Linked DNA regions of Homo sapiens: region 1 is linked to region 2. Evidence: chromatin loops called from intact Hi-C (ENCODE). Cell type or tissue: PC-9. All regions are shown on one strand. Links, peaks and the distances in the headings refer to the core of each region. The heading gives the core; the rest is flanking DNA.

Region 1 (5,386 bases), core at 241-5,240, 490 kb after region 2:
TTAGACTTTGTCCCGAGCACACTGAAGAACCATTGAACTGTTTGGAGGAGGAGAGTGCTGTGATGAGAACTGAGTTCCAGGAAAATCATCGTCTGCTTTTGGAGAAGATCTTTTGGGGGCTTTAGGGAGACCAGTTAGGAGGCTGTTGTAGTGGTCCCAGTGAAATGGCAACCTTGGCTGGGTTGTTGGCTGAGGAGCGGTAAAGCGTGGATAAAATCATGATCTATTAAAGAAGCAGGAGCATTTTGAGTGCTGATTGCGATGAGAGGGGGAGAGAAGTTTGGATCAAATGAATGTCTCGGTTTTCAGACCTTTCAACGGGGTGAATGGTGGTGCCACTCAGTGAACATGTGAGGAGGAGCAGATGCGGGGAGTGGGAGACACAGTCTGTTCATTTACTCACGGATTCATTCATTCCATAATTGTTACGTTCTCACTTGGAAAGCACTAGCCGAGGGGCTAGAGATGAAGCAGTAAATGAGGCAAAAGTCCCTGCTTTCATGTGTATCAATAAACGGATTGTAAAAGGAAAATAAATCTCGGGTCCCCCAAATCACTAAGCTAAAGGGAAAAGTCAAGCTGTGAACAGCTGAGGGCAAACCTGCCTTCCATTCTATTCGAAGTCACCCCTCTGCTCACTGACTGAGATATATACATATCTGATTGCCTTCTTTGGAGAGGCTAATCAGAAACTGGAAGGAATGCAACCATTTGTCTCTTATCTACCTATGACCTGGAAGCCCTTGCCCTGCTTTGAGTTGTCCCGCCTTGTCCTCTGGTTGTCCCACCTTTCCGGACTGAACAAATGTACATCTTACACATATTGATTGATGTCTCCTGTCTCCCTAAAATGTATAAAACCAAGCTGTGCCCCTACCACCTTGGGCACATGTCCGCCTGAAGCTGTATCACAGGCGTGTCCTCAACCTTGGTAAAATAAACTTTCTAAATTAACTGAGACATGTCTCAGATTTTTGGGGTTCACAAAATAAATAAACAATAGAAAGAATTTCAGATACCGTCAGTGGCATGTGAACCAGAGCAACTCCATGGTGAATGGGGGCTGGGTAAAATAAGGCTGAGACCTGCTGGTCTGCATTCCCAGTAAGTTAGGCATTCTGTCACAGGATGAGGTAGGAGGTTGGCACGAGGTACAGGTCACAAAGACCTTGGGTCACAAGGTCTTTGAGATGAGATAGGAGATCGGCACAAGATACAGGTCACAAAGTTCCAGGTTGCTGTAAAGAAGCCGGCTAAAACCCACCAGAATCAAGATGGCAATGAGAGTGACCTCTGGTCATCACAGCTCATTATTCGCTAAGTATAATGCATTAGCATGCTAAAAGACACTCCCACGAGCGCCATCACACTTTACAGATGCCATGTCAACGTAAGGAAGTTATATTTACACCTACATGGTCTATAAAGGGGAGGAAACCTCAGTTCCAGAAATTGCCCTTCCCCCCCACTTCCGGGAAAACTCATGAATAATCTGCCCCTTGTTTGGCATATAATTAAGAAATAACCATAAAAATGGGCAACCAGTGGCTCTCAGGGCTGCTCTGCCTATGGAGTAGCCATTCTTTTATTCCTTTACTTCCTTTTTTTTTTTTTTTTTCTGAGGCGGAGTCTCGCTCTGTCGCCCAGGCTGGAGTGCAGTGGCGCTATCTCGGCTCACTGCAAGTTCCGCCTCCCGGGTTCACGCCACTCTCCTGCCTCAGCCTCCCGAGTAGCTGGGACTACAGGCGCCTGCCACCACGCCCGGCTAATTTTTTGTATTTTTAGTAGAGACAGGGTTTCATCTTGTTAGCCAGGATGGTCTCGATCTCCTGACCTCGTGATCCGTCCGCCTCGGCCTCCCAAAGTGCTGGGATTACAGGCGTGAGCCACCATGCCTGGCCCCTTTACTTTCTTAATAAACTTGCTTTTGTTTCACTGTATGGACTCTCCTGGAATTCTTTCTTGTGTGAGATCCAAGAACCCTCTCTTGGGATCTGGATCAGGACCCATTTCTGGTGACAATACTACAAAATTTTATGAAGAAAAAAGGAAGGCTCCTGGTTACCCTTCTCATTGGATTTCCTGCTAATACCCACTCCCTGGTCACGGGCTTCAATCATAGGGTCCCCATTTCTGACCCTCAGATGGAAGAGTCAAGCATGTTCCTGCCTGAAGGTCTTCCTGCCTGCTGTTCCCACAGACTGGAACACTCTTCCCCCTCCATAAGGCAGGTCTCTTCATTCATTTGTGTCTCTACTTAAATTTCAACTGCTCGGAGAAATCTTCTCTAACGACTTAGTAAGTCACACTCTCACATTAGCTGGTTTACTTTTCTTCACAGCACTTGCCATTAACTGATAGTTACATTTTACATCTCTAGTTATTTGTTTCTCTGCTTCCTCCATTAGAACGTAAGCTCCATGTGGGCAGAGGGCAGGGACTTGTGTCTAACTGTTCACGGCTGTATCATTGCCACCTAGAGCAGTACCTGACCCATAGTCAGGATTCAATGAAATGGGTGGTTTGAGGTTGTAACTAGTGCTGTTTGCCAAACATTTCTGGTTTCTCTTCCTCCTCCTGCTTTCTGGGCACCTGTGAGGTAGCAATGCACTTCCTGATACCACCGTGGTTGGATGGGGCCATATAACTAGTTGTGGCCGATGAGTTGTGAGCAGAAGTGATGTCTGTCACTGCCAGTTCAAAGCACCTTGGGAGCCCATGGGAGCATCTTGGCTGTGTCTAGGCAGGACCCTCGGGTGAGTTCTTTTTCTCTCTGCCCTATGATCATCAACATCACAGTCATCAACATCAGTAACAAGTAGACTGACCCTGCTGGCCCACAATGGACACGGGTGAGAAAGAGTTCTTTGCTCTTTCAAGGCATTGAAATTTTGGACTTATTTATTATTGTAGCATAACCTGGCTTATTCTGATGGAGAGTCTTCCTAATTCTGTAATTTTGTGGTTGTTGGTATTGCTTTAAAAGAACTTTCCCAGTGCTAAAATTATATTAAGGGGTAAATCATTCTGCCTCCTCTGTCTAGAGCCTGGCTGGGAAACTGGTACATGTTCCTCTCCGTTTGGAGCATTTATGAAGAATTCCAACATGAGCCCCTTATACAGAGGGTGGCTCTGAGATCTTTGCAAAAGGGAGAGCTGGAAGGTCTGTAATCTTGAGGCCCCTTTCCCAGAAACCTCTGCAGTCAGAGCAGAATCTGGTTTGACCAGTTGGTGACTTTGCTGCCAGACAACTGCTTTGAAAACAGCTTCTTCTAGGTCTGGGAGTGACAGCTCTTAGGAGCGTTCAGCTGAGAGCATTCTCAAGCTTTGTTCTGGGAGCAGGAGGAAGACTGGAGGAGCTGGGGAGGATGTATAGAGATGGAGAAGGAGAGATGAACAAGATATTCCTTCTGGGGACTGTCTTAGCTTCACCTAGAATTTGAGTTGTGAGTAGCTTTAGCTGTGAACAACAGACAGTCAAAATAACAGTGGCTGAAACAAGAGAATAAATTTATTTCTTCCTAACATTGAAGTCCAGAGAGATTCTGTCTGAGGCTAATATGTGTCCCTGCTCCACCATGTCCTTAAGCTGGAGACCGCTTCTATCTTAGTGCTTTATCCATATGGAGTCTATTCCCAAAGCCACCTCATGAATCAGGGAGTCGCATGCATTCCAGCAATCATGTCCACATTCCAGCCAGCAAGAAAAAGGAAGGGATGAAGACGGAAAAAGCACATGACAAATCTCTTTCATAAAAATTTCTGGACACTACCACCAAGAATTCTGTCTATAGCTCAGACATCTTGCAGCTATGGCCACCCCTAGCTGCAAAGGAGGCTGGGAGATGCAGTCTTTATTCTGGGTGGCTATAATCCCAGTTATAAATTGGGGTTTTTTATTACTATGGATGAAGAGGGAATGGCTATTGGAAGGCAACTAGAAACTCCACCACATCTGGAGAGAATGAAGATAGGTTTTGCGGAAGCATCCTGAAGGTTTCATTGAGTTGAATCCCTTGGAAAACTGGTGGAAATATATACCTCCTCTGCACTGAAATGCTGATATTTTAATACAGAAAACTTGGCTTGGAATTTCAAATGATTCACAGACTCTACAAAGCCCAAGCGCAGGAGGGCACGGTTTTCTTTAGATTAAGATACCTTGATCTAGAAATAGGTTTTGAGGTGAGAGAGACTGAAGGGAAGAAACAAATCCTCTCTCTCTCGCTCAGTGTGTGTGTGTGCGTGTGTGTGTGTGTGTGTGTGTATGTGTGTACATCTATTCCAACCCCTTTCCATTTGGCAATATGACTCTATTTGATGTGATTTGTGTTATTTTAGTTTTCAATTTGAGAGTGTATTAAGGGACACGGTGTTATACCTTCAGAAAACATTTGACAAGTTTCCATGGCAAAGGGGGAAAAAAAAAGACCAAAAGAAAAATTTCCATGAGTCATCTGGCTATAGGTTGGCCATAGCTATACAATGGTGGAGTGACAGCGTTCCAAGGGAGTGGTAAACCTGTTTTGTAAACCCACTATGGGTGGAAAGGCCTGAACAGTGCCCCAGTGTCTTCCCACTGATGGATTCATGCTAGAGCAACTTGGGTGGAAGATGTTGATGAAAGATCAGGGTGGGGATCTACATAGGGAGATTGCCAAGTTCTCCGGAGGCTTTAGATCCTTCTGAGAGGAAGAGATCCTTATGGAGGGTGGCAGGTGGGAGTGCCTCTCTTGAGAATCTGGTGTTGTCGGTGATGAAAGGTAGGAAAAGACACTGTTCTATCTTTTGCCAAGGTGACCTGAAATCCTCCCAGAAATTATCATGAGCTTACATAGGCGACTGAGCATCTACCCCCACCCCCCACCCATTTTTTTTTTTTTTTTTGAGATGGAGTTTCGCTCTTGTTGCCCAGGCTGGAGTGCTGTGGCACGATCTCGGCTCACAGCAACCTCCGCCTCCTGGGTTCAAGCGATTCTCCTGCCTCAGCCTCCCAAGTAGCTGGGATTACAGGCATGTGTCCGGCTAATTTTGTATTTTTAGTAGAGACAGGGTTTTTCCATGTTGGTCAGGCTGGTCTCGAACTCCCGATCTCAGGTGATCTGCCTGCCTCAGCCTCCCAAAGTGCTGGGATTACAGGTGTGAGCCACCACGCCCACCCCTCCCTTTTTTTTAAATGATCAGTAACAATGGAACTAACACTCAGTCAGACACTTTGCTAAGTCGTTTCCAGGCATCACCTCTACCAATCTTCACAGCAGTCTTATAAGATTGATTCTTTTACTATTTCCATTGGAAAGATAAGCAACCTGAGGCTCAGAGAGGTTAGGTCACTACACAAAGACACACAGTGAGGAAGTAGCAGAGTTAGGCTCCAATCCAGGTC
Region 2 (5,386 bases), core at 87-5,086:
CCCGAGGTTCGATGTCTCATGCTAAGGAAATTGAAGACATGGCCATGCAAGGAGTGGGTTTAAGAGTGGAAAGTTAAATAGATGAAAGAAGGAAGAGAGCTTCCTCATGCAGAAGAAGGGGTCCTGAGTGGGTTTCCCTGGTTTGGGGCAAGGTGTGGTTGGTTTTAGGGATGAGCGTGAGGAGATGGTATATGATTTACATGGGGTGTAGTGGATTGGTTGGACCAGATGTGCCATTTTCATAGCCCGTGAAGAGGCTGGTCATCCCACTCTAATCTTTTATTATGCAAATGGAATTTTAAAAAACCTGGCTGGTGCCATGTTATCTGCACACGTGGCAACAAAGAAAAGGGAAGAGGGAACCTCCATGTTGAATATACCTGGTTTCCAGCTATCTGTTTTCTATTGGCACAGCTGCTGGTATTTACCTATGCAAGCCTCTAGCTTGCTTATCTATGCTTGCAGCTTGATTTTTCAGGCTGCTTTTTGTTAAAAAAAGAAATGATTTGGAGACTGCGTTTTTATTAAAAGAAAAACCTTACTGAGGACTCTCTTACCCTCACTAACTGTCTAAATAATTTCTTTTTAGCTCTCGTATAACTAAGATATATTCCCTACCGTGTCTCAGAGGTCCCCAGTGGAAATGCACCCTAGATGTCCACAGCAGTAATTGGATCAAGGAATTCATTGATTATCTTCCTTTCCTTTTCTTTATCTCTTTTTAGGAGCACCTTCCAAATAAATACTCAGAAACACCTCCCAAGACACACTAATTGCATGAAAATCCTAGTTCAACCACATAGGTTACAGATGAGGAGGGACAATAGCTTGCTGAATTATAGAAAAAGTTAGTGGTCATAGATCATAATTTGGATCTTATGTCTTGGTTTCTGGTCCAGGGTACTGTGAGATTATCATTCTTCTTGATATGATGAACCATGGAGACTTTTAAAAAACAGGGATCGGCAGCATTATCATAATAGACAGAAGGTGGAAAGAATCCAAATGTCCACCAAGAGATGAGTTTGTAGGCTGGCACAGTGGCTCATACCTGTAATCCTAGCACTTTGGGAGGCCGAGGTGGGTAGATCAACTTGGGGCCAGGAGTTCGAGACCGGCCTGGCTAACATGGTGAAACTCCATCTGTACTAAAAATACAAAAAATTAGCTGGTTGTAGTGGCGCACACCTGTAATCCCAGTTTATTGGGAGGCTGAGGCATGAGACTTGCTTCAGCCTGGGAGGCGAAGGTTGCAGTGAGCTGAGATTGTGCCACTGCACCCCAGCCTGGGCGACAGAGAAAGACTCTGTAACAACAATAACAAAATGAATTATAAACAAATTGTGGTATGTTCATACAGTGGAATATTCTTCTATCACAAAAAGGAATAAAGTACTGTTACATGTTACAATGTGGATGACCTCAAAAATATTAACATTATGCTAAGTGAAATAAGCCAGACACAAAAGGTCATATATTATATGATTCCATTTATATGAAATATACAGAATAGATATATCCATGTCAATAGAAAGCAGACTGGTGGTGACCACGGGCTTGGCGGAAGAGGGAATGAGGGCTTTCTTTTGGAATGATGAAAATGTTTTAAGACTTGGCATAGATGGTGGTTCCACAACATTGTCAATGTACTAAATGCCTATGAATTGTTCACTTAAAAATGTCTACTTTAAAATTAACATTTATGTTGTATGAATTTTACCTCAAAGAAAATAGGGTTAGTCCTAGAACAAATGGTAGAGGTGTACAGTTTATCTTTTTTCCAATTTATTTTCTGCAACTGTCTTACAAAATAAACCTCTCCGCACCCTGTCCTTCCCTGTAAGTGTCTCATGACTCATGTCATCTAGCCCATCAGAACCTAACTAGTTCATGGCACTTGTTCTAGTTAATATTGATTTTTTCAGAGGCCTTCAGTTTTCTAATTGCATTAATTCATTTCTTTATCAATAACTTTTTCATGGCAAAAACTCCTATCCACCGGGCACTGTGGTAGACACTGGGGAGAGAATTGTGGGCAAAATCAAACCCAGGCTCTGTCCTGAGTGTTTACGATCTAGTAGGGAAGAGAGAAATTAATCGAACAATCATCCAACAGTCTTCTGTGACAAACGCTAAGAAGGAGAAGTGTGACCTAGTGAGAAGGATGTGACCAAGTCCTGAGGTCAGAGGAGGCTTGCTGAAGGAAGTGACAATCAAGTTGAGATTTGGAGATTGTAGGTGTTAAAGTGAAAGTTGTTTATCAATCCTTATTATGCACTCGGCATTGTGTTTGATGTATGAACTCATGTAATGCCACCAACAGTCCTTTGAGGGATCTACTATTATTACCACTTGCATTTTTCAGGAGAAAATGAGGCTCAGAGAGATGAAGTGACTTATTCGAGGTCACACAACTAGAAAGTCATGAAACCAGCATTCAAATGCAGGCAACCAGACAGATGTCAACATTTTAGCCACCACGGACAGATCATTGAGTGAGGGATGAAATCATTTTGGGTGGGCCAATGGATTGGGCTGATCTAGATTATAAGTATAAAGCTGGAATGGTCATTCAGAGAGGGAGAACAAACTAGGTGTTCAATTGTTTTAATATCTATTAAATTTTCTAGGCTAGATGCAGTGGCTCTCAGCAGCTTGGGAGGCCGAGGCGGGAGGATAGCTTGAGTCCGGGAGTTTAAGACCAGCCTGAGCAAGCTGTCGAGACCCCATCTTTATTATATTTTAAAAAATAAAAATTAAAAAAATAAAAAATTTTCTAACTACGAATCCATGTTTGTTTTTTCTTTTCTTTTTTTTCAAAAGAGCATCAATTTCCCAACCATGTTTCTTATTGTTACAAAACTCAATAAAAATCTGAAAGTTGGAAGCCATGACTTGCTGGGTGTAACGTACTAATCAAGAAGGTGGAATCAATTATTAAATAGTCAATAGGGTTAACAGCAATGAGTGATCATGGCAGGCAATGCCCCTAGCATCCCCTAGGTGGCAATAAAGAGCAACAAAGATTATTCCTATGGCCTTTCAAAAAATTAAATGTATGTATTTTAAAGTATGGATGAACATGGTTAAAAACTTCAAGCAGTATGGGAGGGGGTACAGAATCAAAAACAAAAGTCTCCCTTACACCTTCTCCTACATCATTAATTCCTTTCCCCTCAAATAACTTGTTGAGAGTTTCTTGTATACTTTTTGGGGGTATATTTTGTTACAATTATTATAATTATAATTTCCTATAATTATAACTATAGAAAAAGTACTTACATCGCTCTTCTTTAAAAATGCAAGCAATTAGTACTTTTTTTCCTTAGCATATCTTTCCATATCAGCATATACAGCTCCACCTCATTTTAAAATTTTAATTAAAAAAATTTTTAAGTAAAAAAAAAATTTCTTAAAAGAGACAGGGTCTTGCTATGCTGCCAGGCTGGAGTGCAGAGGCTAGTCACAGGTGCAATCATGGCTCACTGCAGCCTCAAAGTCCTGGGCTCAAGTGATCCTCCTGCCTCAGCCTCCTGAGTAGCTGGGACTACAGTTGTGTGTCACCATGTCCCGCCACCTCAGTTTTGTAATGACTGCAGATTTCATAACAAGAAGAGGTCTATGTATAGAGTGCTTACTGTACACCTGCCACTGTCCTAAGCACTTTCCTTGCTTTAAGCCATGTACTTCTTATAAAGCTTTAAGAGGTGCATTTTGTTATTATCCCCACTTTACATAAGAAAAAACTAAGGCACAAGTGGAGAAGTAACTTGTCCAATGGCACAAAGCTAGTAAGTGGTGAAGCCAGGATTTAGATACAGGAAATTTAATTCTTGAGTCTATGCTCTTAGCCACCATGCAAAACTACTGCTGCACAGATGTACTATATTGCAGTGGTCCCCAGTGTTTTCGGCACCAGGGACAGGTTTCGTGAAAGACAATTTTTCCATGGACTAGGGTTGGGGGGATGGTTTTGGGATGATTCAAGCACATTATATTTATTGCGTACTTTTCTATTATTATTGCATTGTAATATATAATGAAATAATTACACAGCTCCCCATTATGTAGAAACAGCGGGAGCCCTGAGCTTGTTTTCCTGCAGCTAGATGCTTCCATCTAGGGGTGATGGGAGACAGTGACAGATTATCAGGCATTAGATTCTCATAAGGAGCATGCAACCTAGATCCCTCGCATACGCAGTTCACAATACAGTTTGTGCTCCTGTGAGAATCTAATGCCACCACTGATCTGACAGGAGGCAGAGCTCAGGCAGTAATGTGAGCGATGGGGAGCAGCTGTAAATACAGATGAAGCCTTACTTGCTCACCTACTGCTCACCTCCTGCTGTGCGGCCTGGTTCCTAACGTACCATGGTACTGGTCCGTGGCCTGGCGGTTGGGGACTGCTGCCTTAAGGTACTGAATCTATCATTTCCTTAATGTATTTTTTAAAATGTTGTAGGATATACTGTTCTAGAATGTACCTGGGACTTTGGGTTTATTCATGTATGGTAAGGCCAATGGATCGGAAGACCATTGCCATTAAAAATATAGTTTTATTGCTCACAGTTCCTGATATGCTTTGGCTGTGTCCCCACACAAATCTCATCTTGAAGTGTAGGTCCCATAATTCCCACGTGTCGTGGGAGGAATTTGGCGGGGGCGGTCATTGAATCATGGAGCCGATTACCTCTATGCTCTTCTCCTGATAGTGAGTGAGTTCTTATGAGATCTGATGGTTTTATAAGGGGCTTTTCCCCCTTTGCTTGGCACTTCTCTCTCCTGCCTCCTTGTGAAGAAGGATTTGTTTGCTTCTCCTTCTGCCATGATTGTGTTTCCTGGGGCTTCCCAGCCATGGGGAACTGTGAGTCAATTAAACCCCTTTTCTTTATAAATTACCTAGTATCAGGTATTTCTTCACAGCAGTGTGAGAACAGTCTAATACAGTTCCCAAGGGGCAGGAGCCCGCCATGCCATGCAGAACCACAGGAGAGAACTTTGAGGTTGGTCACAGCCAGAGAGGATGAGAAGAAAGCCTAGGAAAAAGCCTTTATTGTGGTTTTTGCCAGGAGGAATGGGCGAGGCAAGGTAAGCAGCTGAACAGGCTTAGGATTGGATAGTCTGAATAATTCAGGCCAGCTGTGGGCTATAGGTGTCGTACCTAACTGTCTGACACCCAACCCTGGGATGATTAGGGCTTAGGATTGGATAGTTTGAATAATTCAGGCCAGCTGTGGGCTATAGGGGGTTGGGGGGGGTAGTCTCTAAATGTCTGACACCTGACCCTGGGATGATTAGGGCTTAGGATTGGATAGTTTGAATAATTCAGGCCAGCTGTGGGCTATAGGGGTAGTCTCTAAATGTCTGATACCTGACCCTGGGAT

What was found. A loop is a pair of places that touch in the nucleus more often than their neighbours do. Peaks named below come from ENCODE experiments on the same cell type or tissue, not always from the same donor. Only the 100,000 strongest peaks of a DNase experiment are listed, where the experiment ranks them.
Region 1: it touches region 2 in a loop (11-fold over the local background); 1 of 110 quality-filtered maps calls a loop at or near these places.

The regions. Positions count from the first base shown.
Region 1 is chr12:119,167,210-119,172,595 of GRCh38, reverse strand. No RefSeq gene overlaps it. Among named protein-coding and RNA genes, the nearest start is that of HSPB8, 9.0 kb to the left of the region's middle. In PC-9, for the core only: no CTCF peak of the experiment used is centred there; DNase peaks (open chromatin) are centred at 1,075 and 3,225.
Region 2 is chr12:119,657,096-119,662,481 of GRCh38, reverse strand. All of the region lies in intron 1 of PRKAB1-AS1 (PRKAB1, TMEM233 and CCDC60 antisense RNA 1), which reads left to right. Among named protein-coding and RNA genes, the nearest start is that of PRKAB1-AS1, 8.3 kb to the left of the region's middle. In PC-9, for the core only: a CTCF peak has its summit at 2,997 (motif pointing right); no DNase peak of the experiment used is centred there; H3K27me3 peaks cover 362 bases.